Regions from separate parts of the Mus musculus genome. Here all the other regions are linked to region 1. A link is a loop called in an ENCODE intact Hi-C map of the cell type or tissue named here. Cell type or tissue: left cerebral cortex. All regions are shown on one strand.

Region 1 (5,000 bases):
ATGATACGATAGTATACATAAGTGACCCCAAAAATTCTACCAGAGAACTTCTCTAGCTGATAAACAACTTCAGCAAAGTGTCTGGATATAAAATTAACTCAAATAAGTCAGTAGCCTTCCTTTATACAAATGATAAACAGGCTGAGAAAGAAATTAGGAAAACAACTCCCTTCACAATAGCCACAAATAATATAAAACATCTTGGTGTAACTCTAACCAAACAAGTGAAAGATCTTTATGACAATAACTTCAAGTTTCTCAAGAAAGAAATCAAAGAAGATCTCAGAAAATGGAGATGTCTCCAATGATCATGGATTGACAGAATTAACATAGTAAAACTGGCCATCCTACTAAAGGCAATCTACAGATTCAATGCAATCCCCATCAAAATCCCAACACAATTCTTCAAAGACATGGAAAGAGCAATTCTCAAATTCATCTGGAAAGGCAAAAAACCCAGAATAGCGAAAATAATTCTTAACAATAAAAGAATGGCTGGGTGAATCACCATCCCTGACCTTAAGCGCTACTACAGAGCAATAGTGATAAAAACTGCATGGTATTGGTACAGAGACAGACAGGTTGATCAATGGAATAGAATTGAAGACCCAATTTCTGAAATGTCTCTACATATACTTCTGTCATTTTGTACATAGTCCTGAAAATGCCAGTCAATCCCAAAAGCCAATGAAGGGGAGCTATGTTCTGTAGTATCAAATATTCAGATAAAATGTACATCTTCACTTAAAACTAAGGAAGTCCATCCATCTTCTTCTTATAGAAGACTGTTTTCATCTTTAATAAGTGGTAAGTTTTTATATAGAATTAGGAGTTTTTAAGTGAATGTTTTGTGAGCTATTAAAAGTAAATATCTGATATATGCCTGGGGTTGTCTAAAAATGTCTCTGGTGATATGGGAGTTACATGTGGAAAAGTTTAAGAAGTCTTCTTTTAGCTTCTTTTAGGCTGCTAGTTTTTGATGTGTGGTTCCAGGACCAGAAACAATAATCAACGAATCCTGACAAAATTGTTAAAAAATTTAAAAATAAATGAACAAATCCCCATTCACTATCCCTGCAGGTAATTGTGAAGCAGACAATAGTTTGAGAATTATTGGTGTATAGAGAGTGAAATAAATCCTCTTCTTGATACCTACTAAGTGACGGAGCAGAGATTCAAATTTCCCTCTGTTTCTAACTAAACATCTGGGATCTTCCTTTGTGAGCTACATGTGAAAATCAGTGTTAACCATACATAACTCCTAAAAAAGGGATGGGGAATTAAATCGAAAAGAGAAAAATGTTTATGATATATTATCCATAAACCGTGCAGTGACACAAAGACAATATTCTTCAAAGCTGGCTCTCAATCAGCCTCCGCGATTAAGCTGTATCCACTTTCAAAATTGCTGTCATCAGAATCATTTCACAATCCCTTCTGACTGAGGGAAAGGATTATGGCACCTTCTGTTCCCTCCCATTTTGCAATTAAGTCTCCCCTCCCCTTGCTATTCTGTTTTAATTTAAATGCTATTAAGAGTATCCTCAAAGATCAGTGGGTCAGAGAGAGAACTTGTCAACCTTAGGCTACATTTGGAAGGAATGTTAGAAATGAACACACATACACCGCATCCAGACATCCCCAAGGTCAGGGGAGGGAAATGTTCAGGAAGTGGCTGGCTGGCAGAATTCAGACCTTCTGTGTTGTAGCTTGGTGTGTTTGTTGCTAACAGTGAGATGTATAACAGGGGAAGACAAAGTGGCATTGAGTCACCTTTCTTTCTGACCATGCATTTCACCTAGCCTGTCTTCTTGCCAGCACACATGAGCAAGTACAAACTGCCTGCAGGACTTGGAAGGGAAATTCCTTGCTCAAATGTTGCCAGCAGACAACAAAATTCATTCTTGGATCTTTTATTTTTCATATTATCAAAGTGATTTTGGTACTTAGACGTAGAAATGAACGAGGGTCCATAATATAATGAAAGGAATTGGTTCAGAACCGAGTGTCTTTTTCCCACTGATGTTAATCAGTTAAAATGGATAATTAACTCTCAAATTAATCCCTGAGAAAATAAGGGAACATCTGTTGAAGTTTTAGTCTGGGGCGTTTTGTAAAAGAGCTTGGCAGTGGGTTCATGTTGGGCTAGGGAAATTTTGAGCTCCACCTCCGTTTTTTTCTCTCCTTTTGAAAGTTTGTCAAATAATATACACTCCACATGAAGGTGTTACAGCCTCCCCTGAATTGGCTCACTGATGTGTGAAGGGTGCCATTGCTGAATAGTGATGGAAACTTCCAGACTATTAAATTCAAGTGCCTTAGTAATAGCGACAGAAATGTCTCCCAGTGTGATGATGTAATATAAAAAAGTTACACTTCCAAAATACCCAGAAGAAGCTGGACTGCACCTTTACCTTGCTATAAAAGAGTTATAAAATACAATGCCAATGGACCTACATCTGAAGATCTCAATTGGCTTTGAGATTCTAGAACTGGCCAACCTACTAATCCAAAATGGTTCAGACAGCTCCTCCCTACCTCATGGTCAGGTTTCATTTATAGCTAGATCAAAGAATGGAAGGGAGGCAGTTAGACCACATTCAATGGTAGCTTGTGCCTATGTTATTCCACATGGCTTCAGCAGTTGATAATGTGTGACTGGCTGAGCTCCTGCTACCTGTCCCATGAGCATGTTGTAAGCAGCTTACACATCAAGCAAGGTTATAGAAACCTTTAGGCCAAGCTTAAAATATGTGCAGAGTCAGCTTTAGACAAAACAATACTCAATTCAACGTAAGCATACATGTAACATAATTAAGAATAGTAATAAGAGATACAGGGTGAGGTTTGATTGGTTATCTAAACCTCACCTCTTCTGACCCTTTGTAGTATATGCCCATTTAAAATAAACTTCTTTATGAGCATGGGTGTTTTGCCTGGATGTATAGCTTTACCTCACTTGTATTCCTGGTGCTTCCAAAGGCCAGAAGAGGGCACCAGATCCCTGGGAATGGAGTTAGAGCCAGTTGTGACCCACCTTGTATGTGTGCTGGGAGTTGGACATGGGTCTTCTGAAAGAGCAGCAAGTGCTCTTAAGCCGCTGAGCCTTCACTCTCTCTCTGGGTTGCAGATGCCCATTTTCATGTATGTGTCTGAGCTTTCTCACATCTTAAGACTTGCTCAGAAGGATTTTTGTTTATCTATGAGTTTGGTGAGAACACAGTCTCATAGGCTCTACCTTGTACCATCTGACATGGGACCCAGAAATCCGTTTTAATAAACTGTAAATTTCTCTGGGGTACACTCTGGTTTAAGAAGGCACTTCTCTATGGTGTGGGTAGAGGGGGGAGATTGCATTCTATTCTGGTCTTTTTTGCCAGTGATTGGCTTATAACATGCCCTTAACCCAGTTCTTGAAGTGACCCAAAGGGATTTCTTCTGCAAAGATACTGTGAAAAGCTCTTTTGCTCTTTAAAGGATGGAAAAAAGTAAGAGGTAGGAAACCAGGGACCCTAGAATTAAGATCCCAGCAGAAAAATCTACCCTCACAGTGAAATGTCCTTCCCTGGGGTACCTGGAACCTGGGGGAGCACTCATCTCCCAGGGCACAGACTCCCCCCCCCCAGAGCTAGTAACTGAGACATGGGGCCAAATCCATATATGCACTACTTGTTTGATCACTTTTGTAAAACGTAGCCCTTGTATAGGCAAGGTGATTACAATTTAGCTGCGCCACTTTGCTACAACTGTAAGTCAATTAAATTTTTCTTAAATTTGTGACTTTTTCTTATAAATAACAAGTATTAAGAATTAGAAGAGCTGGAATTTTCAGTTACCATAGAGTCCCACATTGAGTTTGTACATAGGTACATTAAAATATGTCTGGGCCCCACACTGTGACAATGAATACCACATAGTCATGGTAAAGGGTGACAAGTTAAAAAATGTGGGACCTGCAAAATGGTTCAGGCTCTTGATGCCAAGGGTGGTTATTTGTTCCCCACTGGAACCCACAGTGGGGAAGGGGAAGGAGAGAACTGACTCCTGGAAGTTGTTCTCTGATTTTAGAGGTCTGCCATGGTACACTCACTTCTACAGGCATGTGCATACTTGAATACAGCTTTGTGTGTGTGTGTGTGTGTGTGTGTGTGTGTGTGTGTGTGTGTATGTGTGTGTGTGCGCGCGCGTGTGTGTGTGTCTGTACATGTGTATGAGCATGCACACACACACATGCACACACTCTTTAAAAGAGTGTTCTAATTAGATTTAAAGTCACTCTACCTCATGCTGAAAGCACTTAAAAACAAAGTTAAAAGCCCTTGACTAACACATTGAGTGTTTGTTTTATTTCTAATGCTTAAAGCCCCAAAGTGGTACACTTGATCATGCCAGACCATTCAAGTTAATCTCACGGGGCAGTCATCATTTACCATAGAGCCTGAGAAGAAGAAACTCACCCAACTCATTGCTCTTTTGTAGAATTTATGAGAAACCTTCTGAAAAAAGGGTGTGGCCCAACTTTTAAAAAATTCTGTACAGTTAATCACACTCCCCATGGTGCTGACTACCATTAAATACTAACTATTCTTCTGGTAATACATGTGTGAAGGAATATAAATATAATTATCGAGTTACCTAATTGACATTTAACTTGCCAGCTTAAGCCTACAGGTATGGGAAAGGGGATTTGGAGAATTTCTGGCTCTTAAGTGAAGTTCCCTGTGTATTTCTTTGAAAAGCAGCTTTTATTTTTTGTTAATCTGCATAGCCACTGTTTCTAAAGCAATGTCTCACAAATGGGATGGAAGTATTTCAGAGCAATAAAAAGCATTTGTATATTTACACACATATTCCATAGGCAATATTTTCTAATATTATAAATGACCTCTAGACTTTTAAATAACACATCTTTTTATATTTCCCCCTCGCATTTATTCTAGTATGCATTTGTGATATATATTCTTTAACATTTAACTACTATTTCAATTTTCATTTTGAGA
Region 2 (5,000 bases), 280 kb before region 1:
GAGACTATGTCAGGTTGAGAAACTAATCATCCCAGTGAGTTTTAACAGTCTTTTTGTGAAATGTAGCCTAGTAAAGAAAAACAGATGAAGGGATTGAGCCATTCTGGGTGGATGATTATTTTTCAATATCTAGATGAGTAGGAGAGCTAACCCTGGCTGTTCATAGTGGGAGGAGTTCAGGGCCTGCTGCTTAGGGAGATAAAGATGGAGGTCCCCTACCACAACAGCTCTGAGGTGTCTGGGTCTGGAGAGTTGGTCAAAGAGGAGAGCAGCCGGTTTGCAGAGCATGTAGGCAGCTGACAGCTCTGACACAGACTCTGTGGCTCTGGTTAGAGTCCAGATCTTGTCCCACATGTGCATGGAAGCCTCAGGAGCAGAAGCCGGGGCAACCCCAGCCTGAGTCAGACTCCTAACCCTTTTCTAAACATTAAGAGATTTAGACACTTGTGTATCTATTATAAAGTTGATTCTTTTTCTTATACCAGAGTCACCTTTAATTGCCTTTCAAATTAATACTTGGAATAATTTCAAATACATACATGTATACACATGCTAATATATATATACATATATATGTGTGTGTGTGTGTATGTTTGTATGCATATATATATGTACATATACTAATACATAAATAAATTTGCCTTAGTACTTTGATTCATAGGTTTGAAGTACCCTGAGAAATAAGCCATAGGTCCCTAATTTTACTTTAGAGTCAGGAAATGTGTGATAACTAAACCTCATCCCTGACAAAGTGGCAGTTGGGAAGGGGAAATGTGACTATGTGCTCCCTGATCAGTGACATAAAGGAACAGCATTGCCTGCATGGGTTAGATGGTTTCTATATGCTTGGCCCAGGGAGTGGCACTATTAGCAGGTGTGGTCTTGTTGGAGTAGGTGTGTCACTGTGGGTGTGGGCTTAAGATCATCATCCTAGCTGCCTAGAAGTTAGTATTCTGCTAGCAGCCTTCAGATGAAGATGTAGAACTCTCAAGTTTGCTTGGATGCTGCCATGCTCCTATCTTGATGACAATGGGTTGAATCTCTGAACCTTAAGCCCGCCCTAATTAAATGTTGTCCTTTATAAGATTTGCATTGGTCATGGTGTCTGTTCACAGCAGTAAAACTCTAACTAAGACAGAGGGATAGATGTTAAAGTGAATGAACACTATGATGGGTTATGACATAATTTTACTTGAGTGTTATGTTATTTTTATAAATTGAAGTGGATTAAGGAGTATATGGGCTGGAGTGATAGCTCAGAGGGTAAAGGCACCTGCTGCTAAGCCTGACAGCCTGAGTTGAGCAAAGTCTCAACTGTGAAACTGAGTACATCTGATTGGCCTATGGGAGTGTCTGTGGGGGACACTCTGATTATCATAATTGATTTGGCGAGACCGAGCCAACAGATATGTAGAAACTCCTTGCAGATGATAAAAGAATATGGGAGAAGGAAAATACTTGTTGTTTCATCACCCCACTGTCCCTGTCGGAGTTACTAATTCCTTTGCGGATATCAGAACCATATTTTTAGAACTTCCAGTGTTGAGAGAGGACCAGTGGTTCTCCAAGACTTATTTCAGGTTGGGGTGGTTGAGGGGCCCATCCTGTGGACTCTCGGTTCCCTGCTTGTCGGGGTTGTAGGTGTGTGCTGCTAACACACGTGACCTGATACGGTTCTTGATATCTCCCCTGAGCATCTGGCTTACTTGGGAAACTGAGGTTTCTGGGTTTTTAAAGATCCCAGTTGGCTTTATTTTCCATTCTATAAATATGACAATACTTTATTCCACAAAACAGAATAAATGTAACAATGCCCCTAGTTTCTGGCTTTAAGGACAGAGAAAGGCTAGCATAGCAGAAATAAAACCAAAGATCAGATGGATTATTTTTATTTTTATTAATTATTTTATTTATTTACATTCCAAATGTTGTCCCCCTTCCTGGTCTCTCTTCCACAAATTCTCACCCCCTCCCCCTCCCCTTTGTCTCTAAGAGGGTTCTCCCCCACCCACCTACCCACTACTGCCTCACCCCTCTAGTATCCCCCTGTGCTAGAGCAACAAGCCTCCACAGGACCAAATGCCTCCCTTCTCACTGATGCCAGATAAGGCAGTCCTCTGCTACATATATAGCAGGGGACATGGACCGGTTCATTTATGTTGGTGATTTAGTGCCTGGGAGCTCTGAGGGGTCCAGTTAGTTGATACTGTTGCTCTTCTTATGGGGTTGCAATCCTCTTCAGCTCCTTCAGTTCCTTCCCCTAACTCTTCCATTGGGGTCTCCAGGCTCAGTCCAATGGCTGGCTGTGTCTGCATCTGTTTTAGTCAGGTGCCAGCAGATCCTCTCAGAGGACAGCTATACCAGGCTCCTGTCTGCAAGCACTTTAGTGTCAAGGTTTCAGATGGATTATTTCAAAGTTATTTTTCTTGTAAAGGGGTCATGGAGAGGAGGTAGTGGAGACATGGCTGGTTAGTATCAGGTCACCACAGTTAGGTAACAAGATGGTTTGCAGTTAGAATGAGTCGTTGGGGGAGGAGCTTATTGTCATGTTCACTCTGTTCTTCCAGTGGCCTTCTAGATTTTATTTTTAACAACATAATGGTTGATTTTCTCCTGTTTTCAGGAGAAATAAAACATTTCTGTGTGAGCTCTGCTATTGGCCTACTGTGCCACTTGGAGTCAGCCTGCTTCCACGAGTTTATGCTTGAACCTGAAGACATCTCACTTTCGGTTGACGTCTCCAAAGCAGCTGTAAGTGCCTATGTGTGATGGAGTCATAATTGCCCTCTACTATAGCCATGGTCTGGCTGGAAGTTTCCTCCAAAGCCCTTGAATTCCTAGGCTTGAAAACCATCTGGGGTACCTTAGGAGTTAGTGATAAGAACTTTTACTTTTGTTTTATTTTATTTTATTTTTAAATAATATTTTAATTTATTCTTTCAGAATTTCAAACAACAGATTTTGTTTATATTCACATAGCCTGAAAGTCCTCTGAGATCATCTGCACCTCTCTACCTGTGCAACTTTGTTTCCTCTTTTCTTCTTCTTCTTCTTCTCCTTCTTCTTCTTCTTCTTCTTCTTCTTCTTCTTCTTCTTCTTCTTCTTCTTCTTCTTCTTCTTCTTCTTCTTCTTCTTCTTCTTCTTCTTCTTCTTTCTTCTTTCTTCTTTTTCTTCTTCTTCTTCTTCTTCTTCTTCTTCTTCTTCTTCTTCCTCTTCCTCTTCCTCTTCCTCTTCCTCTTCTTCCTTCTTCTCCTTCTTCTCCTTCTCCTCTCTTTCTCCTTCCTCTTCCTCTCCTCCTCCTCCTCCTTTTCCTTCTTCTTCTACATGGAGTCCAATTTGCCCAAATTTTATTGGGGGTAAGGCTGATGTACCAGGGTTTAAACCTTAAAGAAAACTCTCCCTCTCCCTCCCCCCTCATAATCACTGATCTTCTGACTCTTAAAATCTTTTGCACTCCTCTTCCCTGATGATCTTTGGGGACAGGGTATGACATAAATGTCTCATTTGGGGCTGTGAATGCTACATTTTTTTCTTCTCTTCATGTTCCAGCTGTGGGTCTTTCTGTTCATCAGTGTCTACAGCAAGAAGCAGCTTTTCAGATGAGAGTTGAGGGATGTAATGATCTATGAGTGTAGCAATAATAGGTCCTTAGAGCTGGTTTCATAGCATACCATCCTAAATATGTGGATTTTATCTATTGTTGTTGGTATCTTTTTTTTATTAGATATTTTCTTTATATACATTTCAAATGCTATCCTGAAAGTTCCCTATACCCTCCCACCACCCTGCTCCCCTACCCACCCACTCCTGCTTCTTGGCCCTGGCATTCCCCTGTACTTGGTCATAAAATGTTTGCAATACCAAGGGGCCTCTCTTCCCAGTGATGGCCGACTAGGCCATCTTCTGCTACATATGAAGCTAGAATCACGAGGTCTGGGAGTACTGGTTAGTTCATATGCTTGTTCCACCTATAGGGTTGCAGACCCCTTCAGCTCCTTGGGTGCTTTCTCTAGCTTCTCCATTGGGGGCCCTATGCTCCATCTTATAGAGGACTGTGAGCATCCACTTCTGTATTTGCCAGGCCACTGTATTTGTACAACCACTCTGGAAGTCAGTCTGGAGGTTCCTCAGAAAATTAGACATAATACTACTGGAAGATCCAGCAATACCTCTCCTGGGCATATACCCAGAAGAAGTTCCAACTGGTAATAAGAACACATGCTCCATTATGTTCATAGCAGCCTTATTTATAATAGCCAGAAGCTGGAAAGAACCTAGATATCCCTCAACAGAAGAACGGATACAGAAAACGTGGTACATTTACACAATGGAGTACTACTCAGCTATTAAAAAGAATGAATTTATGAAATTCTTGGACAAATGGATGGATCTGGAGGATATCATCCTTAGTGAGGTAACCCAATCACAAAAGAAGTCATTAGATATGCACTCACTGATAAGTGGATATTAGCCCAAAAAACATAGAACACCCAAGATACAATTTGTAAAACACAAGAAAATCAAGAAGAGGGATGACCAACAGGTGGATACTTCATTCCTCCTTAGAATAGGGTACAAAATAACCATGAAAGGAGTTTGGAGCTAAGACGAAAGGAAAGGATGATATCTTTTTTTTAATGCTTTAAAGAATATTTTTGTTTCCCTAAAACCAAACACAACATCTAGTCACTGACAGTGTGTGGCTGATGTCCTTCTTTCTGGTGCTCAGTTGCATATAAAACATATGTTGTTGTGGAACTCACTGCAACATGACACCTTCTTAGCAATGCCCTGGAAGAAGGTCTTTCTTCCCCACCTAAAGAGAACATTCAAGGATCTAGGAGACTAGAGTTCTAGTCTTGATTCTGATATTAAATAGGAGTTGACCTTGGTATTGTCCATTGACTTCTCTGATCCCAAGCTTTTTCATCCATAAAATGGTAGAAGTTAAAAGACCTTTAAGGTTGACACTAACTCGACCCTTGAATCTAGGCCACCTT
Region 3 (5,000 bases), 190 kb before region 1:
GGTCATAAGTAACTAGAGGTCTACTCCCAGTCAGACAGATATTCCATGTCTGAGGCTGGAGGAGTGAACAGGAGAGGAAATGCTGGTGGCATCATTGGTCTTAAACTTTTCAAAAGGGAGAAATACCAGCATCCTCTGTAAGCAAGCTGCAGTCATGTCACAAGAAACAGATTCAACCAGTGTAAGAAAGGAAAGGATCATGGGAGGATGCGTTATTTTAATTAGGGTTAACACAATAAGGCTCACTGGGAGGGTATCTTCTGAGATAAGAATGGAAGATGACACCAACATTTGAGGGCAGAACATTCCAGATAGGAGGGATAGCCAGTGCAAATGTCCTGTGGCACCAGAATATGGACTTTATCCACTTATAAATGCATCATGAAACAAGGAGACCCCATGACTGGAGCAGAGTGGCCCAGTGGACTGGCTAGCTTTGGCCAACTAACATCAACTAGATTAATTTTAACTGAGGAATTGCCTACATCAGCTTGGCCTATGGCCACCTCTTTGAGGCATTTTTGTAGGAGGACTAAGCCCACTGAGGGTGGTGCCATCCTTTGACTGTATAGGAAAAGTAGGTAAGCAAGCCAGCAGAGGTCAGTCATTTAGCTGAGCTCCTCCAAGGTCCCTGTTTCAGTTCTTGCCTCTGGGTTCCTGACTCGAGTTTCTACCTTGACTTTCTTTGATGATGGACTGTACACCAAATATTCCGTTTCCTTCCCCAAATCGGTCTTGCTTACCATTTTATCACAGCAATAAAAAGGAAAACGAGGACACCAGATTAGCATATGAAATTCAGAATGGTAACCGCATATTCATCTAACCCTACCTGCTGCTGGTGTCTCAAGGACACCCTTTAGTTTGACTGGCTTACATCCTTTGGGAGGTGCTGGATAGAGAAATCACATAGCAGTTACATTTGAAATGAACACTCTGGCTGCTCTGCATGGAACCTGTTGATTGGGTTGATGGAAGGTATGGGAGGGGGGCATCTGTTTTTCTCCCCAAACTTGATTGCACACTCCCTGAAGATCAAAGCTACCTACTGGATTTGTTCAAATTCTTTGTAGAAGAATAGGAATCTTCCATTCACAGTAAATAAATAAAAATAAATAAATACTTTCAGAATAAAAATGGGTTCCTGCATCGGTGGGTAATAACTTAGGATGCCTAAGCTTCCAATTATTTATAAAAATAGATGTTCATAAAAATAGGTACTGTTTCTATTATTTCAAAAATATTGATACAATTGAACTTCCTTCCCTAGGTGAAACCATTGAAGTTAGATTTATTTCTCTTGGTGGAACTATTAAAGTTTGACGTTTAAAATGAAACAAAACAAACAAACAAACAAAAAACCCCCTTTTAAATGTCCTTTGGGGGGTTGATGAGGTTATAGGTAGGTCTTTTGCCTAGTGCTCAGAAGGTCCCATCTGGCATATAAAATGCATATAGTACCACATTTAAGAATTTCATTTGTTTAACAAAAATATTACAGTACATAAATGGATGGTAGAGAAAATAGTAAGACTAATTTGAATAATGACAGTTGAGAATCATGAGAACGTTAAAATATAAGATACAGATGGATTTGGTGGTATCTAGGCTATTTCTTCTAGTCTAGATCTGAATAATGCGAGTCCCTGGAAATTGTAAGGTGATAAATATAATATTGCATACTGATAGAGTTATGAGTTGTCTCCTGAATTGAATCTTCCTCCTTAGTTCTTTCCTGGCAACTGTAACTATCCTTACAGGCTCCTTCAGGCCATTTCATTTAGGGCAAAGTGGTGAGCACACCCAGTGACTTTTTCCATATCTATCTATATCTAAAAGCACATGAGTATCCAGACAGTAGAGAGAGCAAGGGGAAAGGAAGGAAGGGAGGCAGGGGGCTGAAGAGAGAGCAGCCGGTTTCAGCTAGAGTAAGACCACCAAGAAACTATTAGGAGAGAATGGAAACAAAGAGAATTTCCCTAACAGTGGAAAGATTTGGGGAAATTGATGGAAAGTAGGGAGAGAAGTCAGACATGGCTGTGGGTAACCTGGCCTGGGAACGTGATCCTGTAGTATTTAGAACATGGGTACGGATAGATAAATGCTACTTTGAATGACACCTGAAAGAGCCTGGGTGAGGCTGGAAACGTGACTGGTACCCACAGATATTTGGATAGCAGTTATATTAAGGTTTACCCTGCTTGGAGAAGCAGCCACAGATGGCACTGGATAGCCAATTCTGGTGCCACCGGTTTGTAATCCCAGCTGTTTGGAAGGCTGAGGCAGGAGAATGTTGAATTTAAGGTCTGTTTGGGCTAAACTGAGTTTAAGACCAGCCTGGTTGGACGCTGTCTCAAAAGTGAAAAACAAACAAACAAACAAACAAACAAACGAAGGTGCTGGTAGAGAGGGTTGTGAATGGGATGCAGCTCATTGGCAGGGGCCTTAGGTTTAGTCCGCCTACACACACAAATCACACTGGCTAAATCGTCTTTATCCTCAGTCCTATAGAGGAAGCCTTCTCAGATGTTCAGATTCCCACAACTTCCTAATGTCCCAGAAAGCTGGGTACATTTCACGAGGACAAAAACTTTTTTCTTTAATGTCTTCCCAGTCCTTGAAAAATTAGTGCCGGAAACCTGAAGAATTTCTGGGGTTCGGGGTATCAGCAACCCCAGACCCTTTGTGATTCTGTGAACCCCAGTAGAGGACAAGGACTAAAGACAAGTTTCTCTGAGCCCAGTAGGTTAGACCAGCCAGACATCAGCCATGGGCCTTCAATGTCACAGGTGGTGAGATTGTTCGCTTTTGGTAGAGGCCTCCAAATTCCTTCCCGGTATTTCCAACTTAATAGGAGGCAGTGAAAGTCATGGGCAAACAGGCTGGAGTGAGGAAGGGGGCCTGCCAATGAGTCATTTGGTCCTGGCCATTGCTTTCACTTCTGGGATATTCCAGCATCTCTCTGGGCTGTTACTTAAGCATAAGGATTATCAATCATTTGCTTCCCTAGTTCTGCCAGCAGGGTCGCCAGGAGCGCGATGCAGACCTGCCAGCCGCAGGGGGCCTTATCCATTCATCCATTTACCCACTCACCCACCCTTTCACCCACCTACCCATCCACCCACCCTCCGCCAAGCCCTTCCTCCTGCTTAGCTCAGTTTGGCTCTCCAGGCCTGCGGCGGCGCGTGGGCTTGCCAGCGCGGGGGACAGGGCCTGTGCTCCCGAGGGGTTGCGGGGTCGGGAGGCCGGGGACACCCAGGGGTGTGGCGGCGGCGAAGCCGAGCCCGTCCGAGCCGGCACCTTCGGGCGTCCCTGTCCCACGTGACTGTCGCCTCCTCCCTCCTCCCAGTCGCGCGCGCACGGGCCAGGCGTCTCGACTCCCGCGCGCGCTCGACTGGTCCCAGTCCCCGGGAGGAGAAGCGGAGGAGGGAACGAGCGAGGCGGCCCGGGGGAGCGGGCGCGAGCGGCGGCTGCCGGGGCCGCCTGTGCACCGCGGCGAGGGTGGCGGTGGCCTGAGCAGCGCGAGTGTGATGAGGCTGCCCTGCCTCGCAGCTCCGCTCGCAGCCAGCTGACAGCGCCTGCCCTCAGCACACCCGGAGGGGAGCCGCGGGGCCGTGACCTTGGCCGAGGAGGTAACCGGAGGGAGCGGAAGGGGAGGAGGCGGCGCCACCTGGAGTCCCCGGGACCCCTGGTCCCGCACCCGGTCCTCGCCCTGCGACGACGGGAGTCACGGTCCCCAATGAGTGGCGCGCCCGGCCGGCCGGGCTGGGGCGCTGCGCACGCCGCGGTCCACGGTGCTGAAACTGCTGCCCGGTGTGGCCAGTGCCTGGATGAGGGGCAAGGCTGCCTGCCATTTGCTGCCTCCGAGAGCAAGGGCCGAGCAGGATGAGCTGGGACCCAGATTTCTCTGCTCTTCTGGCTGATTGTTCCAGGCTTGTGCAGTTAGCTTGCTCTCGGAGGTGAGCCAGGTGATTGCTCAAGGCTTGACTTCCCATCAGCCTTGGGTTGCTTGGACCTAATTTGGAAGCTTTCTTCCAAAGATTAGTCAGGATCAGGTCCAGACTTAGCGCACCGAGGTGGGAGCACAGAGGAGCCATGGGCTGGCAGTGAAAGCAGGTGAAAGTGGAAAAGCCTATGTATGCCCAGGCTGTGTGGGGAGCCCAAGAAATGGAGAACAAACATGTGCCTGAAAAGAACACTTGTGGGGAAGGGGCCTCTGTCGCGCCTGCCATGGGAAACTAGCTGGCTACTAGGAGAAAGTGGGCTGCAGCGGGTGTTGGCTTTCTGCCCTTTGGGGAGAACCGCATCAAGTGGAGCAGCAAGTATCCAGGGAGAACAGTGGGTATTAGGGAAGTGCCAACCATGGGGTTTTTAAGTAAGTACCTAATACTTTTAAAAAGAGAGTATTCACAAAATGAAGTCCACAAAAACCTTAGCTAGCTGACTATTTCGAACTGGAAGGTTGTCTGTTGAGATTTCCTGGGGCTACTACAGATGTAAACTTCTGCCTTTGTATTTCTTTAAAAAAGAAAAACTCCATGTCTGGTGTTCTCCTCATCCCAGAAATGAAAGAATTCTTCCCGTGGTTTGGGTACTGTGAACATGAAGGTGTGTGTGTGTGTGTGTGTGTGTGTGTGTGTGTGTGTGTGTGTTGGCGGATGTCTGTTCCCCCCAGGACTACCAGGCTCTCACTAGAGGCTCTCTAATTCTTTGCAGGGCAGATTGATCATCCTTGTATCTGAGCTACCAAGTTCTGGGTGAAATGGCTCAGGGAAATAATTATGGACAGACCAGCAACGGGGTGGCGGACGAATCACCCAACATGCTGGTGTACAGAAAGGTAAGAATTCTTCACTTCCCTAGGAAACGGGAAACTTCAGCTTGATTTCTTTTTCTTTCTTTCTTTCTTTCTTTCTTTCTTTCTTTCTTTCTTTCTTTCTTTCTTTCTTTCTTTCTTTCTTCCTTCCTTCCTTCCTTCCTTCCTTTCTTTCTCTTTCTTT
Region 4 (5,000 bases), 230 kb after region 1:
AGTTTCCACTTTGTGAGACAGCTTTCACAGAGCGCTAGATTGACTGGGATCTGCATTAACAGTATAGCTCAGTAGTCTAAATGTGACAGGATAAAATATAAATACAAAGCATTAAACAATGACAAAGACTCAAAACTTAGTTATTCTTGAATATTCTTTTTAGTAAAGTGAGTACATTTGTTTTCTTTGTTAGGTTTTGAAAGAGGATTTCCCTACATAGGTCAGGTTCGCCTTGAACTCTATCCTCTCCTGCCCTTACCTCCTGAGTGACAGGACCTCAGGGGTTCACCACTACACTCAGTTGTGAATGAACCTCTTTATCTAGCTTTATGCAGATTCTGTGTTAGTGGTAAAATGTTCTTCAGCCTTGGACGTTGTCGTGCTTATTCACTTCAGCACAAAATCTCATTCTGTGTCTTGCGTTATGTGTTTTAGAAATCTTTTTAACTGCTAGATGACCTCAGCTTCTCCATCTATAAACCTTACTACCCTGACTCAGATCTTTCCTTATTTGTTTCTCCTATTAAAGATCAAAATATGATAAATATCCTTCAAGTTAAATGTGGATTTTCTTCTCTTAATATAGTCATTTAAAATTGAACTTATTGTTTAATTGTAATATTACTGTATAAGGAAACATTCTTTCTCACTTGCTCAATCTCATGCCTGGTCTCATATTTTTCCTAACACAAGATGGACCTTCAGTGATAAAAATGATCCATTCGGGGTGGTAGGAATAGACTTCATGTTTACCTGTTTCCCAAAGCCACTTGTGCTATAGTTTAATGACAGAAGACCACCCCTGCCAACTGGTTCCCCAGTTGCTGGTAACTATACAGGCGCTTTCTGCTGGCCTTGCCTTGTTTTCTAAGGCACCAGCCTTTGAACAAATGACTTTTAACTTGCTCTTATTAAGTGTAAAAATTATTTTGTATAATCTCCCCCAGAGTGTAAACATTTGGGGAGCATGGTTCTGTTATGCTGGAGAGTGAGGTCCTGAGTAGTGTTGTGAACTCTTGTGTGTACACTCCCCATTCCTGCCCATCCCTGACTGCCTTCTATTTAGGATGGAGCACTCCTGGTTGAGACTTGGCTGTTTGGGCTTCTCATCACCATAGAGCAGCTGAGCTGTGGAAAGTTCTCTGAAGTGCCAAGAAAGAAATAGATAGTCTTTCCATTAAAAATAACAGACAGGAAATCTGACTTGGGAATCTAGCATCCTCATCTCTGTCACTCTCATACTGCTGCTGTATGAACCATTATACTAGTCTCTCGAACATTTACCAACATGTATTGATCTCTGGGTTATGTGCTACCCCGCATGCTTTTTAAAATAGAACACATTGGAGATATAGCTTGGTAATAAGGGTTTTGCTTGGCATATGTGAGGTTCTGAGTTCCACACTCAGCACCACAGACACACTTCTTAAATTATAGATTAGCTTACTTATCCTTGGTGTCCCCTGTTAAGGTATCATTTTTTACTACAGTGAAACAGGGAGAAAACAGAGAGCATTCACAAAGGTTATCTTATAGAGTATAATTCTAGCAAGAAAGTCTCCAGGAAACCTGTTACATCCTTGATTTACATGAACATCCATCCTAATGAGGCAAACACCCATGGCAGCTTAGAAGCAGATTAGAAACAGAGAGAGAAGAGCTTTGCATTTCATGTCTGTGCCCCTGTGAATTTTTACCACTAGGAAGGTTTTGTGGCCCTTTGTTTCTACTAAAGTGCTATGGCTTTATTTGCTCAGGATAACAGGTACATTAACATGGAAAAACTGTTAGAAATTGCTATGACACCTTTGGTGAAGAACACTTATGAGCTGGCCATTGGGCCTCTCCAGTAAAGGGAAAGCAAACCTGATCAAGAATGAACCTACGTCTCCCCTCTCTTCCTTTATGGATCTTAAGCTTCTCTCTTTCATCATTTTGTTGGCAGATACAGCTATCCATCTTGTTTTAGTGAAACTGGTTGTGACAATAACTTGCCTGAGAAGATAATTCCAGTTTCCCTGCAGCATGGTATAAATTCATGGGTGAAATGTTTTTGGACCATGTAGCCAAATTTAGTGTGGACAGGGGTAACTTTATTCTCCCCTGACAGCACCATTAGTTCTGAAATTGTCACTTGAGTTGTACAAGCAGTGAATGGTATGTTGCTACTGAGTACCCACTGCAACCCCAGAGGCTCCCAGGGAGGGCGGGTTTGAGGACTGAGCTATGTTCACGTTGTTGCCACATGTACCGGACACAGAATCTGAACCAGGATTTCCTAAGTTCTGTTCTACTGAGTGTAACGCCCTGATTTTGCGCTACTGGCTGGGAGATATCAGGGAAGATCATCAGAGAGGCTTCTAAGATAAATCTACAGCTCAGTGGTAGCCTGCATTCAGCCACCGCTGGGTTCTTTCCTCTGACAAACAAATCATAGTTATTAAGTCCCTACACTGGGTAGGTACTGTCTTTTCTGATTGGGAATCCATAGGTAATAAGACATAAAATATGCTTTAAGTGTATTCATGATTGTAAGAAGACAGAGGTGACTCAAATTACTATCTTGGGATGTAGCTACCACGCACATCTAAATCGATTCTCTCTTCCTATGGAAGCTGACTGTCCAGTGAGTAGAACAAGATTCCCAACAGCTTTCTCAGTGTGAGTCACGGTGGCTTTTCTGGGAGCTCAAAGGAAACAGAGAAAGGAAGGATTAAAGCCCAAGTAGAGACCCACAAGATCAAAATTAGAAAGAGGCGTGAGGACTCAACAGACTCTGGCCAGGACAAGTAAGGATGTTTCCAGTGAGAGCAGCTGAGTATAGAAGACAATCAAGGAACCAGACTGTGTTTTGGATTTTCCCACACACACCTCTTGAGCTGCAGATGGTTGCAGTGGGGAAGTTCAGAGATGCTGCAGAGAGGATGGCCCTACTACAGGATCAGTGGCTACTGATCTAAGACACACATTAGTTGCTCATGACTGAAAAATGACTGCTTATGTAAAAGAGGTATAAGAGGAACAAGATTTGGAATACCAACATATTTACTGCAATGTATTAAGGCCACATTTACTGGAAAGTGAGATTAAACTTTGAACTGCCTGAGGTAGGATTCACAATTTCGATAAAGCAGCCAATATTATTTTTCTTTGTCACTGTTTTTATTTGAAGATTGTTGAGCTTCCATTATGATGCCAGTATGCTTGGGTCTCAGATCACCTCATATCCATGGATTAAACTGTCACTGAAGGAAAAAAAAAGACCTAGGAATGCTTGCATGCAACAGTCTTAACATCACAGCACCTGGCAGCATTCTTTGTAAATAGTTAACTCAGCCTCAGTCTAAATTACCTCATTAAGTCTAAATTACCTCTAAATGTCATGCAGCAGGAATTTTTAAAAATTGTATCAGTGTTCTAAGGACAATGGTGTGCATAGTCTCTTTTAAGTGTATTTCATGTTGCTGGGGAAAGTGTGAATGGGACTTAAGTAGATAAAGATAGGGCTCAATGTGACATCAGATTTAATTGCCATTAGCAATAGAGTCAGATTTCAATTACATCTCCTTGTGAGACCCTGTACTTGGCAGTTCTATCTCTTGACCAAGCCACCTATTTCTCATTTTCTTTCATCTATCCTAAAACCACATATGGGGTCATATATGCTCCCTGACACTGCCCTGTAAAACATTTTTCAGAAAACCATGAAAGTCACTTTGATGCTGATGGAACACTGCAGGGGTAATGCTTTTACTTTTTATAATCTGTGCTTGTTCCTGGATGGAGACCATTTAAAATAGTAAAACAAGAGCCTCCTTGTAGACGCTGCAAGCTTTTTTGGAATTAGAAGTATTCTGAGTGTATCTGTAGACATCTCACCATGGCTTCCATAGCCCTGGCAGACCACACAGCAAGCCTGGATTGGGCAAGTTCTGTTGAGTGCATGCAGCATTACAGTCTCCCTGCTGCTGTATTCTTGTTTGCCAGTAGTCAGAGACTGAGAGAGACATGAACAAATATTAGACATCCCCACAGTCATTCATTATTCTTGTGATTGCAACCAGTGTGAGGCCAACAATACAGCAGACTGTGACAACTACTGAATCTTTAAAGTTTAATCTAGAAGAAGAGAAGCAAAGTTCAGCTATTGTTTGTTTTGTTTCTCCAAATCATACAGAAGACTTTAGCATGGAAGACCTTCTTTTAATTTGGTCTAGTTCATGAACAACACCACACACACACACACACACACACACACACACAAACACACAATTTTACCATAGGCATTGCTCTACTACTACAACGACGACGACGACGACTCTAATAAGAGTGTTCACTTAAAATATACATATTACTGTCTAACAATATATTAATAACACTAGAAATAAAACAAAATTCATTAGGAAATCTTCCTCTTTTCTACTTTTAAATTGTAAATATAAAAGGTATTTAGAGAAAGTACAGAAAAAGATGGCATTATGGGTATCTCAGAGCTGCAAAGGAATTTAGTACAATTTCTTCAACCAGGGCCAATCCCTAGAGTCTTCTTCCATGAGCTCACTGTTTGTGCTGGCCTCTGAGGTCCTTGGAACATGGTAGGTTTAGGTGGTAGAGGCATCAAATTCATCCTTGTTTCCAGGAGCATCTACTCTTCTGAAGTCTCTAAGAATCACCTCTACTTCTGCTTTCCATTGATCGAAATTTCTCATGTATTACCTTTCTAAGTTGGATCCAACTTTTCACATCCCCAAGTTACTTGTAGCCTAGAAAAATGCAGATTCTGTGAGCCCATTTTCCATAAACTGAATTGCAATCATTCTCTGTGTGTCTCTGTCTCTTCTGCCATGGTTGCAAGCATCTCTGGACAGTATAGCATAAGGGCTGTCTCCTTAGGAGTGTTCACACTCGAGTTCCTCTTGACCAAATAACACTACTCACTTGAGCTACATCAGAGTCCCTGCAAGGCTTTTTATAGCAAAGCTTGATGGACAGCACTTCTT
Region 5 (5,000 bases), 120 kb before region 1:
GAGTATTTTGAGATAGCACAAATTGTTTAGGATCCCAGGTGCTATTCAGGATCCCAAGGGGCAGGGGCCACTCATACTAAGGGAAGGCCACCTACATTTCTCAGACCATGCCTTTTTATGTTAACCTCTTGCACCATCTCCTCCTATCCAAGAAACAATATTAATTTCTGGGCACCTTTGCAACCTGGTCAGGTCTACCTACAGCATCATCTATATCCATCCTGAAAATTTTGGCTATGTCTGTCCTATATGACGTCAGTGGGGGGTTCAGGACATACTTTGGTGGGAATTGTTTGATTTTACACAATTTACTTTTTCAGACAAAAAAGTTTGAGCTTATTAGCACATTCCCTCTATTGTTTCTCATATGGCTCTTCTGGTCCAGTCCATCAGGAAGATCTCCTTGGGAAGGATCCTCCTACTTTGAAAGGTTATGAAACTTGTTTATAATTTTGGACTCTTCAGTTCACATTCAAAAGGAGACATTTTTAGCTGTGTAAGTTCCCACCAGCAGAAAATACACAGGTTCGCTTTCTATGTAGGTCTTAACTCAGATGAGGAATATTTCAGCTGCAGCAGTGATATTTAAAATGGGAGCTGTGTAGAAGTTAAAAGAGAACTTATATCTCGCAGGGAAGCGGGAAGCTTTGTTTCCATGCATGCTGCTTCAAAGCCATTCTGAATGTCAGATCCTCTGTATTTCTCATGACCAGACGATGACCACCTCTAAGAGAGAAGAGAACATTAAGCCAGAGCTCCATCTAGTACTTGTTCTCTTTGATCTAAGCTACACTCTTCATCAGTGAGCCGTTAGTCTACTTTCCAAAGCTATCAGGAAAGCGAGAATCACTTCAGTTCCCATACAGTGGGAATATGGCTTAAAGTTTGTTTGTTTAAAAAAGTTGGAGTAGGGTTAAGATGAGGTTCTGATATTTTGCAGTGCTCAAAGCAAATGATCACTAGAAGGTCCAAGCTTAGAGATTATTTTGGCATAGCAAGCTTGATGGAGTGAATACATTTCTCTCATTCCTGGTATCTAATTTAAAATATGATTGCAGTCAGGTAAAGGGCATGGGATTAGCTTGTCATATTAGTTATTTTCTTTTCACTGTGATAATATATCTGAAAAAAGTGACTTAAGAAAGGAAGAGTCTAGTATGGCCCATAGTTTGAGGGAAGTCCATCATGGTAAGCAAAACAGGGCAGGAGTGGGGGGCAGATGGTCACACTGTGTCCACAATTTGGAAGCTGAGAGAGAGGAATGCTCTTATTGCATGGAGTTTGCCTGCTTTAAGGGTGAGTCTTTCCCCTTCAGTTATCCTAATGTAGAAACTTCCTTATGGTCATGCCCAGAGATTTTGTCTCTGGGGTGACTCTAGATCCAAGCTGACATTCAATATTTACCATCATCCTTGTAGAGACTGACAGCTCATGCTACCTGACTCCAGTTGTATTAGTCACGGAATCTCTCTCTCTCTCTCTCTCTCTCTCTCTCTCTCTCTCTCTCTCTCTCTCTCTCTCCCTCACTTTCTCTCTCCATACACACAAAAATACACACAAAGTGGATTTATTGAAATGATTTATAGGCTGTAATCCTGCTAATCCAACAATGGCTATCTGTGAATGGTAAGTCCAAAAATCCAGTAGATGATCAGTCCACATGGTTGGATACCTCACCTAGTCTTCACTAGATGCTGGAATCACAAAGAAGTAGGCTCTAATGCCAGGAAAGGAATACATGTGTTAGCAAGGCAAGGGCAACCAGGTAAAGAACATAAGTTCCTTCTTCCATTTCCTTATATAGACTTCTTATATAGAAGTTATGGCCCAGATTAAAGGTCTTCCTGTCTCAAGGAAGGCATGTGTCTTCCTATCTCTAAAGCCTGGACTAGGAACGAACTCACCCACTTTCAACGAAGCATAAACAAACAAAACAAAAACTCTCACAGGCTTGCCCTCAATTTCTAGATTTTAGTTCATTCCAGATATAATCAAGTTGACAAACACTAGTAGCCATCACACCAGTGAGGAAAAGACATTCAACTAGAATGGTGGTCACCGGAGAGGGGAAGCAACTGTCAACTCAGAATGAGTGGAAGGATGCAAGGGGCCAAGGCAGGTAAAAACTGAGTGGAGCCATTAGAGGAGGCAGGGCTGCACTACCAAGCCACCACAGAAAATGAGGTGAATTAACCAATTTTGTAACATTCAATGTCTCTGAGTTTATTATTTTTAAATATGCATTTTATCTGTAATTACGTACACACATGTGTCCATGTGCATGGGTGTGTGCATGGGAGTGTCGGAGCCCATGGAGGCCTGAAGAAGAGGGTGTTGAATCCCACGGAACTGGGGTTACTCACAGTTGTGAGCCACCCTAAGTGTTGGGCACAGAACTAAGGTCCTCAGCAAGAGCTCCAATCATTGTTAAACTCCAAGTCAGTTCTCCAGCCTCTTAGTTTATTTTAGAAAACAATTTTTTCATGCTCCTGTGTGCTGTTCAGCTCACTTCACTTAGCACCGGTTACGGTGCCAGGAGCGGACAAGGCCAGAAAGAATGAGCTATATTTAATTCAGCTGTATAAGATTTCACACTTACCAGCCAACTTTCAGTCCACAGTCCTCAGTGGCCATGGTGATGTACAGTGCTGGGGAATGCACCCCTGTGTTGCTCGGGCAACTGTGCAAAATATAGCTTATTTTAAAAATCAATTTGTATGTATTCATTCTTTAATAATTCATATACCTAAATGATGTACTTTAAGTAGATCAAACCCCTTTTTCTCCTGCAACCCTTCCAAGGTCTCTTATCATGTGTTCTCCTCCCAACTCCATGTTCTCTTTCATAGTCCACTGAGTTCAGTTATTGCTGTCTGTTTGTCTCTGTGAGTGGGGGCAGGATCCCATGGATACAGCAGCATGGGCATCCTAAAGGGGGCTACCTCCCTACCCCTGCATCCTTCAGTTGTCAAACCACCTTAGCCAGAGGTGGGCTTTTGTGAGCCTCTCCCTGTATCTATGCTGGATTTTTAGCTGGCCTGATCTTGTATAGATCTCACAACCACAGCCTCTTGAGTCCATGAACGAAATAGCCCTGTCTTGTCTAGAAGACACTATTTTACAACAGTCCTTCCGATTTGATGTCTGGGTCTTACAATCTCTCTGCTCCCTCTTCTTCAATGTTCCCTGAGCCATCTTGAAAAGGGGGATATGATATGGATGTCTCGTTAAGGGCGGCACACTCTGTAGCTGCTCATTCTTTGCACTGTGACAAGCTGTTGGTCTTGGTACTAAAAGCAGTCCAGTATAAAAAGAAGCCTCTCCAAAGAGACTGGAGAGCTGCACTGAGCGATAGCTTCCGAGATAAGTATTTAATTTGCTCCTTAAAAGCCACTGAGTCTAAGGATAATACCCGTGTTGCCTTCAGATAGAGGAGATGTATCTATGGGCCATAGAGAAACAGATCTCCCACACATTGGACTCATCTTTCTTTTTCAACTATTTTAAACTTCTTTCCTTTTCCATGCTTTCTTAATCTTTTTTTCTCCCTTCTGTATTCATCACTTTCTCAGTATTACTAGGGACATATGGACATTCAAGCTAAGCATAATCTGCTGACCATTATTCATGGGAAATGCTTAGCAAATTAGGTGATAATTTTATTACTATTCTTGCTGCCTACTAAAATCTACCATGATATTAAAAACATATGCAGCCACTGAGTATCTGTAGTACCCTCTATGATTAATATTCTTGAGGTCTCAATTTTCAAATCCAGTAGCAATAGACAGATAGATAGATAGATAGATAGATAGATAGATAGATAGATAGATAGCAATTTAACAGTAGGCCTTGGCTGGCAACTTCGTGGGATGGGAGACTTAGAGACTTACTTGAGTCTAGCCTTCTGCCAGGATTATCATCACTTGATGCCTTCTTCCAGGCATTACTGTGGGTATCCACCAAGTGGCATCTGCTCATGGCTTTAAAAATACACCTTTGAATTTTGAGCATCTGCCATATTGAGAGACTTCCTACCACATTCCCACAAGGTATATAGGTATGTTTCAAACAGATTTTGTTTTGTTATTATGAGTCTTAGACAAGGCGTTATTGTATCCCAGGGTGTCCTTAAATATGCTAAGTAGCTTAGGATGGCCTTGAACTTCTACTCTTCCTGACTGACTCCTCCCGACTGCTGGGGTTATAAGTGTGTATGATTACACCTGATTTATGTGGTGCTAGGGACTGAACCCAGTTCTTATGCTAAACAAGCACAATATGAACTAAGCTACATCCTTAATCCCTGAGTAAGTTTTAAAAACAAAATGTAGATAGAATTTTTTTTCAAAGGGAAAATGATAATTATATTAATTTTTGAGAATGTGTTAAGAAGTTCACAGAGACTTTATTTAAAAAAAAAAAACAGAGTCCCAAAGGTCTGCTAGTTGTTCCATTTTTCTTACACGATTAAAGCTAAACTAGGAACATGAAATAAGTTGCTAAATTAGGAAAGAGAGATAGCATGGCCAGCCAGTATCACTCAGAATCTGTAGGGTAATGGCTAAAAGATATCTGTAGGTGTTTATCTCAACAAACAACAAAATAGGTACTTAATCACGCAGAGTGACCATTCAGAATTGAGAGTAAACATAGGGTCCATTTCAGCTCCTCTTCAGTGTGCCATGCAGATGTTGATATAAGGCATACAAGCCAAGGCCAGCGATGAGGGGGAGTTAGGAGTGTGCTAGAGGTGATGCACATTTTCACAGTGTAGAGTTGGAGAAATAGAAACAGCTTTAGCAAGAGAGGGAGAGTAGACACTGTCCTGCTGCAGGCCACCCCTGACCAGCCCTCTATCAGCCACCATGGCTTTTTGTAATTGGAGGCTTCTGGTACCTTCTACAGTCAGGATAATACCTGTGGAAAATTGTGAGAAAAATCTATCCTCATGTTCTCTTCTGTGTCCTTGAGCTCCAGATGTATTCTTGCTTTGTCTC

Evidence for each region. Hi-C counts contacts between places; a loop is a spot of excess contacts. Peaks named below come from ENCODE experiments on the same cell type or tissue, not always from the same donor. Only the 100,000 strongest peaks of a DNase experiment are listed, where the experiment ranks them.
Region 2: a loop joins it to region 1, with 4 times the contacts of the local background. A loop is called at or near these places in 2 of 42 quality-filtered maps.
Region 3: a loop joins it to region 1, with 2.3 times the contacts of the local background. A loop is called at or near these places in 2 of 42 quality-filtered maps.
Region 4: a loop joins it to region 1, with 3 times the contacts of the local background. A loop is called at or near these places in 2 of 42 quality-filtered maps.
Region 5: a loop joins it to region 1, with 2.1 times the contacts of the local background. A loop is called at or near these places in 2 of 42 quality-filtered maps.

The regions. Positions count from the first base shown.
Region 1 is chr1:175,297,808-175,302,807 of GRCm38, reverse strand. The region is part of intron 2 of Rgs7 (regulator of G protein signaling 7); the gene reads left to right. Among named protein-coding and RNA genes, the nearest start is that of Rgs7, 190 kb to the left of the region's middle. In left cerebral cortex, a CTCF peak has its summit at 2,984 (motif pointing right); DNase peaks (open chromatin) are centred at 1,803 and 2,281; H3K27ac peaks cover 1,974 bases.
Region 2 is chr1:175,580,687-175,585,686 of GRCm38, reverse strand. No RefSeq gene overlaps it. Among named protein-coding and RNA genes, the nearest start is that of Fh1, 42 kb to the left of the region's middle. In left cerebral cortex, a CTCF peak has its summit at 2,666; a DNase peak (open chromatin) is centred at 2,690.
Region 3 is chr1:175,490,893-175,495,892 of GRCm38, reverse strand. It overlaps Rgs7 (regulator of G protein signaling 7), which reads left to right and starts at 3,348. Exons shown (of 18, transcript NM_001347195.1): 1 at 3,348-3,632; 2 at 4,717-4,840. The coding sequence starts at 4,763. In left cerebral cortex, a CTCF peak has its summit at 3,001; DNase peaks (open chromatin) are centred at 3,902, 3,978, 4,189, 4,642 and 1 more place; H3K4me3 peaks cover 2,367 bases; H3K27ac peaks cover 1,885 bases.
Region 4 is chr1:175,067,776-175,072,775 of GRCm38, reverse strand. All of the region lies in intron 17 of Rgs7 (regulator of G protein signaling 7), which reads left to right. Among named protein-coding and RNA genes, the nearest start is that of Grem2, 150 kb to the right of the region's middle. In left cerebral cortex, no CTCF peak of the experiment used is centred here; DNase peaks (open chromatin) are centred at 1,110 and 2,740; H3K27ac peaks cover 1,061 bases.
Region 5 is chr1:175,418,654-175,423,653 of GRCm38, reverse strand. All of the region lies in intron 2 of Rgs7 (regulator of G protein signaling 7), which reads left to right. Among named protein-coding and RNA genes, the nearest start is that of Rgs7, 71 kb to the left of the region's middle. In left cerebral cortex, no CTCF peak of the experiment used is centred here; DNase peaks (open chromatin) are centred at 542 and 2,553; H3K27ac peaks cover 1,988 bases.